Regions from separate parts of the Mus musculus genome. Here region 2 is linked to region 1. A link is a loop called in an ENCODE intact Hi-C map of the cell type or tissue named here. Cell type or tissue: heart. All regions are shown on one strand. Links, peaks and the distances in the headings refer to the core of each region. The heading gives the core; the rest is flanking DNA. Region 1 has its middle 72 kb from the start of A930005H10Rik. Region 2 has its middle 54 kb from the start of S1pr1.

What was found. A loop is a pair of places that touch in the nucleus more often than their neighbours do. Peaks named below come from ENCODE experiments on the same cell type or tissue, not always from the same donor. Only the 100,000 strongest peaks of a DNase experiment are listed, where the experiment ranks them.
Region 2: a loop joins it to region 1, with 2.2 times the contacts of the local background. A loop is called at or near these places in 3 of 42 quality-filtered maps.

What each region holds. Positions count from the first base shown.
Region 1 is chr3:115,813,429-115,818,811 of GRCm38, reverse strand. No RefSeq gene overlaps it. Among named protein-coding and RNA genes, the nearest start is that of A930005H10Rik, 72 kb to the left of the region's middle. In heart, for the core only: no CTCF peak of the experiment used is centred there; DNase peaks (open chromatin) are centred at 2,741, 3,091 and 3,491; H3K27ac peaks cover 3,088 bases.
Region 2 is chr3:115,766,388-115,771,770 of GRCm38, reverse strand. No RefSeq gene overlaps it. Among named protein-coding and RNA genes, the nearest start is that of S1pr1, 54 kb to the right of the region's middle. In heart, for the core only: no CTCF peak of the experiment used is centred there; a DNase peak (open chromatin) is centred at 2,810; H3K27ac peaks cover 1,156 bases.

The DNA of each region.
Region 1 (5,383 bases), core at 124-5,123:
ATTACCTTTCTCTCGGCTCCACCTCCTAACTCCTGAGAGACCCAAGTCTGCAGCACCTGCACTCCTGGAAGCTCAGGCTTCATTTAACCGCAGAGGGATCAGTTCAATGTGTCCAAAAGTAAACTCGTCTTCTTTCTATGTCTGGCACGTTTTCTGTTCCCCTAGTATCGGTGAATACATCATTTTCAGTCTAACTGTCCTGTCCAAAGCCTCGGGACTTGTGCCAGCTGCCCTGTAGCTCAGTGTCTGCATGCAGACCCTCGCAGATCTTCCTCCATTTTGCTGTTCTCTCTACTGCCCTTTACCGAAGTCTTGGTTCAAATTCATGCCATCTGTATTACTCGTTGGTTTTCTGGTTTCGCTTAGCTGTACTTGGTTCCTTAAGTTATGTTTAGGCTGCTGGAGATAATCCATACCATGCATCTCACCACTGCTTGCCAGCTTCCTTCCTGAACTACCCGAGTTCTGAATATATTCTGCTTTCCAACTAATCCATAGTGTGTGTGTGCGCGCGCGTGCGCGTGTGTGCGTTCATTTAGGATAAAACACTGGGTTTTACACATGCTGGCCAAGTATTCTACACCGAGGTACATTGGTAGCCTTGACGTTTTAAATATAATTTTTAAGCTGGCTAATACTTCTACCTCATTGTTCATTAAACTTCTACTTCTAGTCTGTTTTACTGAATTCCTAAAGTATGCACCACACTTGTGCGTGTGCGCACACACACACACACACACACACACACAGTCTCATCCTCAGTTGTGTTTTCTCCACTTAGCCCACCCTTTTTTCAGCACAGACAGTGGAATCTTTTTGTTTAAATGGGTGAAGCATGTGGCAGTGGGTGGCACACACGGGTGGAGATGAGACTGTAGGAAACTCCAGACGCCAAGCTGGAGAAAGAATACCTGCCTTTGTTGCGCCTTTTAGACATGCTGTCTCTGGGGCAGAGAAAGATCAGGTAAGCAACCCTGGTCACAGTAAAAATTCTAGACCCTCTTTCTTTCTGGTTTGCCTTTGTGCTTGCTACTTACTGCACTGATCTGGGAGACAAGCTCTGCCTGTTCCCATTGCTAAACCAAGGTGCATCTCAAAGATCCTATGTCTCATGGATTTGGGGTCATTCTGTGGTAAACCTCCATGTTCCTCTCTACAGTTTACCCTGTCTTTCTGCTACTCCAGTGAGCACACCCCAAATCAGCCTTTGGCCTTGGCACCACCCTCATTATTACCTCTCAAGGCCTAGAGTCAAGGCAAGACATTTGGCAGTGACCAAATGACTATTTTCCAAAAGGAAGAAAACACAGAAGCAGGTAGGTCTTTGAGTTTTCAAGGCCAGTCTGGTCTACATAGCAAGTGCCAGACCAGACAAGGTGACAAAGTAAGACTCTGTTCCAAAAAGACAAAACAAAAAAAGAGAGTGGAGGGAAGCGGTGTGAGAGAGTCTGGAGTACAATCACAGTGATTTCTGAAAAAGCGCTTTGTTTTAAATCACTTGGAGCCTTGTGTCCACACATCAATGTGCAATTCATATACAGCCATTCCTTCTCTCATAAACTTTAGTCCGCTAGCCAATCATTTTGCTAATCTCTAGAACAAAAGATTTTCTAAGAAAGATCTTGTCTGTGTTTTTCACAACACTCGTAATGTGAGAAAAAGAAATCGTCCCATTAAAGACAACTGCAGTAAGATAAGTGTGCCAGTGGAAACACACATAAGCACAGGGATGTCTGGAGAAATTTACAGTCTTAGAAGTGACATCTAATGCCCAAAAAATCTTACCGAGGGCTCTCCACAACCTTCTCTATCTTATGCTTCCCAAACCTTTTTCTTTATCTCATTACATGTTCAGTATCTCATCCATATACTTATCAAATATACTCGGCAGTGTTGGCTTACAGACCCTTCCACTAGACTACTCCCAACAGCGACCTAGCAACAGCTTGAGTCATCATCACCTCTACCATTACTACCTGCTCTGCTGAAAGAAAGCATATAAAGGATTGTGCTTGCTACACTAACCTCCCTCCCTCTCTCTCTCTCTCTCTCTCTCTCTCTCTCTCTCTCTCTCTCTCTCATACACACACACACATATCTCTTTCTCCTTTCTCCCCTCCCACATGTTCCCAGCTGGCCACTCCTTATCTGACTCCCCTCCCCTTTCTCTGCCTCTACCCCTTCTCCAGGTCCCTGTTCTCTTCCCTTCCCCCACAATAAACTTCCTTTATACTAGGTCTGTCACATGGCATGATTCTCAGGGGGACACCTTGGCATGGGCCCACCAGGTACCATCTTACTTCATCGCTGCCGCATTATATTTCATAACAGACAGGAAATTTGGGCAGTTATTACTAGCAGAAGACTTTAAAGAAATCATTTGAGACAGTGTTTCAGTATGTAGCCTGGAGTAGCCTCTAACTCACTTGTTTCTGCCTCTCCAGTGCTGGGTTAAAGGCATGAGCCACCCTGATAAGCCAAAAGACATTGTCATACAGTTTAGTAGACAACAAGAGAGCCATGACAGCAACTTATTCTGGTATACAAAACAGTGAGTAAGGTTGATTTATATTAAGTATACCACCTTCTACCATCACCACATACAGTCCCAAATGACAATTTAAATCGAGTCAAAATCATGTCCTCTTAGATGTGGAAAGCATTTCAGCTTTCCTTGTCCCCGCATCTCCTCCTCTGCACTTGCTGGGCTCTTCCTGCTTTAGGCTGAGGTCACTTAAACATGTGTTTCCTACTCACGTGGGAAGGTTGCCAGTCTCTGACTGACGGTGAGGAAGGAAACAAAGGATGAAAGTTTATCTTGTATTATTCACGTAGTAATAACTAAACAGACGTTGAAAAACCACAGCTTTATTTTGTACATGTTTGGAGGACTTGTAGAGAGACAGTTTAGCTCCTATAGTGAAGAGATGTGTGCACAAACCACCACGGTGCTCTCTCCTAGTGTGCTGGCACACACCTTCGGGCGGGGTTGTGTTACTGCTAACGGATTTAGTTGTGGTTTACTGCCACTTTGAACTATCAAGGTTGTTTGATCCAGCATTAGAAGATTGCATTTTATAAGACCCAAGGCAACACCCACTACAGCTGTTGGCCCCGTAATGTGCGTCACACCTCAGACAGCCTGCCCAGCCACTGCTTTCCGGTTCCTGTTATTGTCTCAAAATGCCAAAGTTTGGAATTAAAAATCACTCCCAAAAGCCCTTGACTATGATTCTGTGAGCAAGTGTAAAAAAGTGCACACAAGTATGTAAGTTACAATCAAACTTAAAAGTCTAGATATGCAGTGTTAGTTTCTCTTAAAAAGAAATGTAAAAGTATTTGACAAAGCAGCAGTCACACTCTCTCCGCTCAGAGTTCTCAGCTTTTATCAGTGTGCTGGCTCTCCAGCTTTAGATTACAGTGTGCTCCAGTGTCCTCTGCCTGAAGCACTTCTTGGCGTCCTCATTTCAGAGTCTGACCTTGCACTCAAGAAACTGCTTAGTCAAAGCTTGCCCGCCTCTCAACAGTGTTAGGACACATCCTGGTCATTTGTGAGTTCTGAAGTCTTCAACACCAATGGGCTTTTAGCTGCCAGCACACAGGTCCCTCTCTCGGCTTCCTGATGGAAATGAAATGTTCTTTGTGATCTGAGCAGTGCTCAGGTCCCTGGTTTGGCCTCCATGTGTTCTCTGTCTACTCTCACATGACAATCATTTATTTTTTTAGCTTAAAAAAGAAAATAAAACTCTTAGAAACACAAAATGCCAAATGCCCATGTAACACTATGAGGACTACAGTGGACTATTGTGTAGAAGATTAGCTGCCTCCTCATCGCATACATGTTCGTGTCTGTGCATGTGTGCGTGAGTGTGTGCGCACGCGTGTGTGTGTGTGTGTGTGTGTGTGTGTGTGTGTGTATACATATGTGCATTTCATGTTAAATCCAATACCATATTCTGCTCTACCCTCTTCTCTACATTCTATAGATTTCCTGCTTCTTAGACTTATGTCATTTAAATATGCACGTACATGCATATTTTGTTACAAAAAGTAGGTAATCAGAGACAAACAGATGGCTCAGCTTGTTAGAGCCATCACAGGGCCTGGCATAGGATCTGGGTTCAATTCCCCTAACTCCAAGGAATCTGATGCCTTCTTCTGACTTCCTCGGGCACTATGCGGTACACATACATACATACATACATACATACATACATACATGCAGGCAAAACAGTCATACACATAAAAATAAATACATCTAAGAAATTGGACTATATTTATATAATCCATTATTGGAAATATATTAAATGTTCAATAACTTGCATTTTTCCTTAGTGGAGAGGAGATCGTGGGAATCTTTCCTGGTTAGTGGACTAGCTACCTAGTCTTTTAAAAGACTTCATAGTGGAAGGATGGGCTTACAAGATGCCACTCCTACTCGAGAAGACCCAACTCTTACCTGAGAATCTATACGCAGTTAATTATTAATGGGGGAGGGAGAAACATTTTCTTCAGTGGTGTAGCCATTGGTAAGGTGTCCCTTGCTAAAGTGGATGGCAATTCAGCTACCCTAGTACTACTGTTCTTACAATGTAGATCGTTATCTTTACTGCAGGGGCCTCTGTCAGCCGATATAGCCCTGGGAACCTGAGCTGGGACAAGAGCTGCAGCCTGGCCTGCTTCTTGATCCTATTGGATCCATTGGATCCATTGGCCATCAGAGCCTTAGAAACCTGGCAATGTTGGCATGACCATTCTTTCCAAGTTCAAGGTAGGCAACAAAAACAAGTCAGTCATATTGGTAGTTGACACCCTTTTGTCATCTTGGACGTTAAGAGGTCCTGGAGCTTTGGCGCTGCACTTGTAGCCTGGAATGTGTTTGCTTGGGTCTTCTTCAAGTAATTTCCACGCTTGTTGGCAAAAGCGTTGTTAATCAAAATAAACCCTTCCTCCCTAGTTTGCCTTTGTTGGGGGTATTTTATAACACCATGAGAAATATGACTAAGGCAGTCTGTCCCTCTGCTTTCAGCCCCTGGTCACCTCTCCAGCATCCTTTCTCACTGCGTCCTAGGTCCCATCAAAATGTTAATATATGCACACGTAAGCATGAAGTTTTTTGAGACCTCCAGACACCTAAAAATATCAGTTTACCTATGTGAGATGGTGTTTTGTGCTTTGATTTGAAAAATTATTATCATTTATTTTTCAGTGTTATGAAACTATCAGTTTCTTAATGAGGATTTTACCCAGTTTGCTTCTCTAGATAAGAGATATTTTTCTTTACTACTTGCAAATTTTGTATGGACACTCAGTACACACATGTTTGTCATTATTATTATTATTATTATTAGTAGTAGTAGTAGTAGTAAGCATAGGTTTACTA
Region 2 (5,383 bases), core at 303-5,302, 47 kb after region 1:
CTGAAATATACAGAGCTCATATGAAATCACAAAACGTTTTAAAAACCAGTATAGTAATTTGTTAAAGAATATAAATGATCTACAGAATATTAAAATTCCATGAAAGTTTAAAATTGGTAAAAGCAGGAATGATTTTTCTTTTTAAAAAATTTTATTTATTTTCTTTTACTTATTCACTTCACATCCTGCTCAATGTCCCCTTCCCACAATCTTTCCTCCCAACCCCCTTCTACTTCTCCTCTGAGCAAGTGAGGACCCTCCTGGGTATTTCCCCAACCCCCATATCCTAGTACATCAAGTCTCTGCAAGGATAGGCAAGTCTTCTCTCACTGAGGCTGGACAAGGCAGCCCAGCTAGAACATATCCCCCCGAACAGGCAACAGCTTTTGGGATAGCCCCTGCTCCAGTGGTTTGGGACCCATGTGAAGACCAAGCTGCACGTCTGCTACATATGAGCAGGGAGGTCCAGCCCCAATGGCCCAGATAATTGACTCTGTTGGACTTCCTGTGGCATTCCTATTTCCTTCTGTGTCCACAGTCCCTCCTCCTATTCTTCCGAAAGAGTCCTCCAAGCTAGGAGCTATATCTTAGTAAAGATCATATAATAGTGAAATACATGCATAAAGTCCCCTTGTCAGTGCTATTTAGTAGCAATCAAAACTGAAAATTTCTTCAATGGGAGAATAAACATGATGTATCATAATAGAATAGCATGCAGCCCTGAACAATCATTTTGTAGGGGGCTAGAGAGATGAAGCTGTAGTTAAGTATCTCTATCGTCCTTGCAGAGGACTAGAGTTTAATTCTCTGTACTTGCTTGTGATTCCATGCCTCTGGACTCTGCGGCCATGGGCACGTGCCCCCATTCAGTACACACACGTATAGATATGCACTCACTGATAAGTGCATATTAGCCCAGAAACTTAGAATACCCAAGATACAATTTGCAAAACACAAGAAAATCAAGAAGAAGGCAGACTTCATTCCTCCTTAGAATAGGGAACAAAATACCCATGGAAGGAGTTACAGAGACAAAGTTTGGAGCTAAGACAAAAGGATGGACCATTCAGAGACTACCCCACCTGGGGATCCATCCCATAATCAGCCACCAAACCCAGACACTATTGCATATGCCAGCAAGATTTTGCTGAAGGGACCCTGATATAGCTGTCTCATATGAGGCTATTCCAGTGCCTGATAAATACAGAAGTGGATGCTCACAGTCATCTATAAGATGGAACACAGGGCCCCCAATGGAGAAGCTAGAGAAAGCACCCAAGGAGCTGAAAGGGTCTGCAACCCTATAGGTGGAACAACAATATGAACTAACCAGTACCCCCAGAGCTCATGTCTCTAGCTGCATATGTAGCAGAAGATGGCCTAGTCGGCCATCATTGGAAAGAGAGGCCCCTAGGTCTTGCAAACTTTATATGCCCCAGTACAGGGGAACACCAGGGCCTAGAAGTGGGAGTGGGTGGGTAGGGGTGCAGGGCAGGAGGAGGGTATAGGGAACTTTTGGGATAGCATTTGAAATGTAAATAAAGAAATTATCTAATAAAATTTTAAAAATCAAATAAATCTTTAAAGATTCATTTTGTAGATATACATTGATTGAAATAGCTGGCAGTGACTGATTAAAAAACAACAACAACAACAACAACAGCTTGCTGAACTTTGTGTGTATATATGTCTGTTTTGGTAAAGTTACATGTATGAGCCAGAATGGGCATGTCTTCAGACAGAGGTATTCAGATGGCTTTAATAAATTGTCAAAACAATGCTTCTTTCTGGAGAGAATTAGAAATTGCTTTTCTATTTGCTCTGTATTTTCCAATTTTGTTTGGAATTTCAAACTAAAGTTTTAATATTTGTAGAATTTTTCAAGTGACTAAGACTTTATTACTTCTAACAAAGGGGCGGGCTTGGAGACCAGCTTTTTTCGTGGGAGAAAAGACACCCCCCGCCCCCCGCCTTCTCAGTCCTACATCTTCCGAGCCACTCCCTCTCACATCCATCCTTGCCCTTTGTCGATTTCTGTGTTTTCAACTTCTCACCCCAGATGCTAACCCTCCTAACTTTGTCCCTACACTCTCTGGAATAGTCCCTGGATTCTTAAGCAACTCTGCGACAGTACCGTGGACAAAAGCTAAACGACCCCTCATCTAGCCCACTTCAGAATGTTCTTTTCATATGTATTCTTGAACAGAGCGGCAGAGTAATACAGAGAAGCCATTGCGATGACTGGATGAACATTTCTACCCAGGCCCAGGGTAGCTTGCCAGCGTCATGTACTAAAAGTCCCACTGAGGCATCAGAGAAGACAAGAGATGGATGGATTCCAGGCTCAAGAGCTTTGTCTCCTGAACATTGCAAGGAGCTGTTTGTGAGTGGGCGTAGGATTTACTGTAAGTCACATCAGACAGCGATCGCTCTTCTTGTCTGTTTAGACTGTTCGGAGCTCGGGAAGGATGGAAGACAAGAGAAGTAACTGAGGTGGCACTGTGGACACGGTATTTTTCCCTATTGCAGTTTTGTTCTTCAAACAAACCAATCCCCATAAACAATCAAGCCAGGTTAGTCAGACACAAGCATACACTTAAGTGTAGACAAAAATATTAGTCAGTGGCCAAGGACTTGGAGGCTGGGGAAAGATGGACGTCAGGCCGTATCTGCTTCCTGCAGCACATTCCCTGGGCCACCACTGCCCAGCCACCATCTCAGGCTTGCTTGTCGTCATTGAAATCTTTGTCGTTTGGGGCTGACTCATCCAAACCTTTCAAGGGCCAGAGCGTTTCTTAGTATGCCCTGACCTCGTGCCAAACTATTGTTTCCCACTACTATTGTGTACAAGACAACGTGTACTAGAAATGCGAAACAGGAAGCGCCATCTGATCTGATTATGGGAGAAGAAATTTTCCAGCGTCCGCATGCTGATGTAATTATTTCAATACGACCCCCACCCCTGCTCACCAACAATGGTCTTTGCCACCACAGGCATATCATCTAGCTTTTTATTCTTTTTTTTTTTTTTTTTTTTAAGAGGAGTAGAACACTGTGGACTGACAACGTGGCGTTTTACATTCTATTTTAAGTAGGTTTTAGGGAGTCCTTTTCATTGGCTTGGTTTGGACATATGGAACATCTGGATTTGTGTGTGTTAAGTTTTATTTCCTTTGGAGCATCCTTAATTTATTTTACATAGGATTGTTTGTTCTCCAACCTCAGTGACCACAATCACTTGTCCTGTTTTGTTCTATTTGAAGACTACACTCCACTTCCTTAGCAAATGATGCCTGGGTTGCTGGCTCTTGGTTCTGTGTTTCTGTGATACTTCCAGTGGCCTTTCTAAGCACAGGTAGTCAGTCTCTTTCTAGTTTTATCCCATTTGCCTTCTTATCAATTCACTTAGGAGTGGAAACGCTGTACTCACAGAGGAGAAGGGCTAAACCAAAGCTTAGCTGGGTCTAAGAATGAGATGATCAACTCTTTTTTTCCCTTATTCATTTCTCCTAAGAAGTCAGCCTTAAGCTCACTATGGATCAGAGGATGAGCTTGAATTCAGGATTTTCCTGCCTCTATCTTCCAAGTACCAGTGTTACAGGTCTGTACCACTCCAACCCCCATCTTTGTATTGCATATCGCATGTGTCTGTTAGGCTCCTGATCATCCCATTTTCCAGTTGCGTGTTTCCTCCAGATTTACAGATTCTGAGAATTCCTTTTTTTTTTTTTTTTTTTTTTTTTTAGTAAAATGTTATCACAATATTATTCCTAATGTCTTTGTGAATTTCTTAATAGAAGTTCTGGCACTCTCTGTACAAAGTGGGTTTTGTTTTCTTTTAACTATTGTGAATAGAATTTATTTTTAAATAAAAATGAACAATAGTCAAAACAAAACGTTTGCCTTTGAGCTGCATTTCATACTTATGAGGAGAAAGGTCATCACTAATGAACTCGATTCTCACCTTTTAATGTTTCTAATCTTTTATAAAGATTTTAACTAGAAAGGTTTTATGCCAATTGTAAATGTGTACATAGGTTCATTATGTTGTATAGACTTTGGGTCTGGATAATTTTGATGTGCGGTCAATTCATTTCTTTGCAAGGCATTTACAAAAATAAAATTCATTTTAGCTAAATTTCAAATTATTTTCACTAAACTTTAAAACTTTAAAAACTAAACAGTTTGTTGATATTTTTTTAATTGTGGTTATTTATGGAGAGAGGCTGTGAGGAGGCTTAGAACAACTTGAGAGAACCAATTCTCTCTGTCCTCTATGTGGAACCTGGGATTGAACTCAGACCTTCAGTCTTGGCAGCAGACATTTTTTATGCACTGTGCCATTTCCAAAGCCCAATTAAGTAATTTTTAAATGTGAGCTTTGTGATCCTTTTTAACTTTCTGATTTTACTTGGAGCCATTTATCCTAGAAACATGACCAATTTCAAAACCCAGTAATCACTATTTTATTGAAATTATCATTCTGAAAGAGAGGATTCAGGAAAGATAATTTCTGAAAACCTGGAATTATCTGTCTGGGTCTAAGCAACAAGTTATAACACCAAATCTCAAGTAGTTGTCAAACATATTTTGTGCATATTCAGCCCATGACTCAATTGAAGATAAAACCTATAGGAGTCTTCTGAGCCAGACTCCCACTATTGCCGCAGAAATTCCAACCTAAGAACAAAGAGACAATATTTAGGAGTTTTCTTGTCCCACTTCCTAGATGCCAAGAAGATAAGGTAGCCCAAGGGAGGCTCTTCTTAGGCCCACAGCCCTCCCACTCCCCAAAGCCAGAGACTAGCTTCTGTTCTTATGGAACCCATGAACCTCTAGAATCTGTAGGAAGGAATGTGCTTTCTCTCTCTGTGGTACTACACAGCCGTAGGGCCAGCAGTAGACTTAAGTAGCAACATTTAAGAATTGGTTTCTAGCCAAGTTTATGCTGTTCCATGACCAAAAACAATCAGCGAAGAAGAAAGAAAGAGAGAGAGAGAGAGAGAGAGAGAGAGAGAGAGAGAGAGAGAAAGAAAGAAAGAAAGAAAGAAAGAAAGAAAGAAAGAAAGAAAGAAAGAAAGAAAGAAAGAAAGAAGATTCAATTAATAATAACTGTCTCTGTGGCCTCAAGTATCCTATATTTTGGAAAAAAATTTTTTTACCTGCAGTTCGTTGAATATGTTGAATATGTTGAATACACTGAAGTTTAAGTTTTGATTGCATAGCTAACTAGGAAAAAGCTCTTTGTATGAGAAACAGTTTTGTTTTTACAGAACGGCTATTTGAGAAGCAAGTGAGGTCATTGGGAATCCTGTTTTAGGAAGGAGAGGTGGGTGGGGAACACCGAGCCAGAGGAAGTCCTGTGTCAGAGGGCTCTGAACAG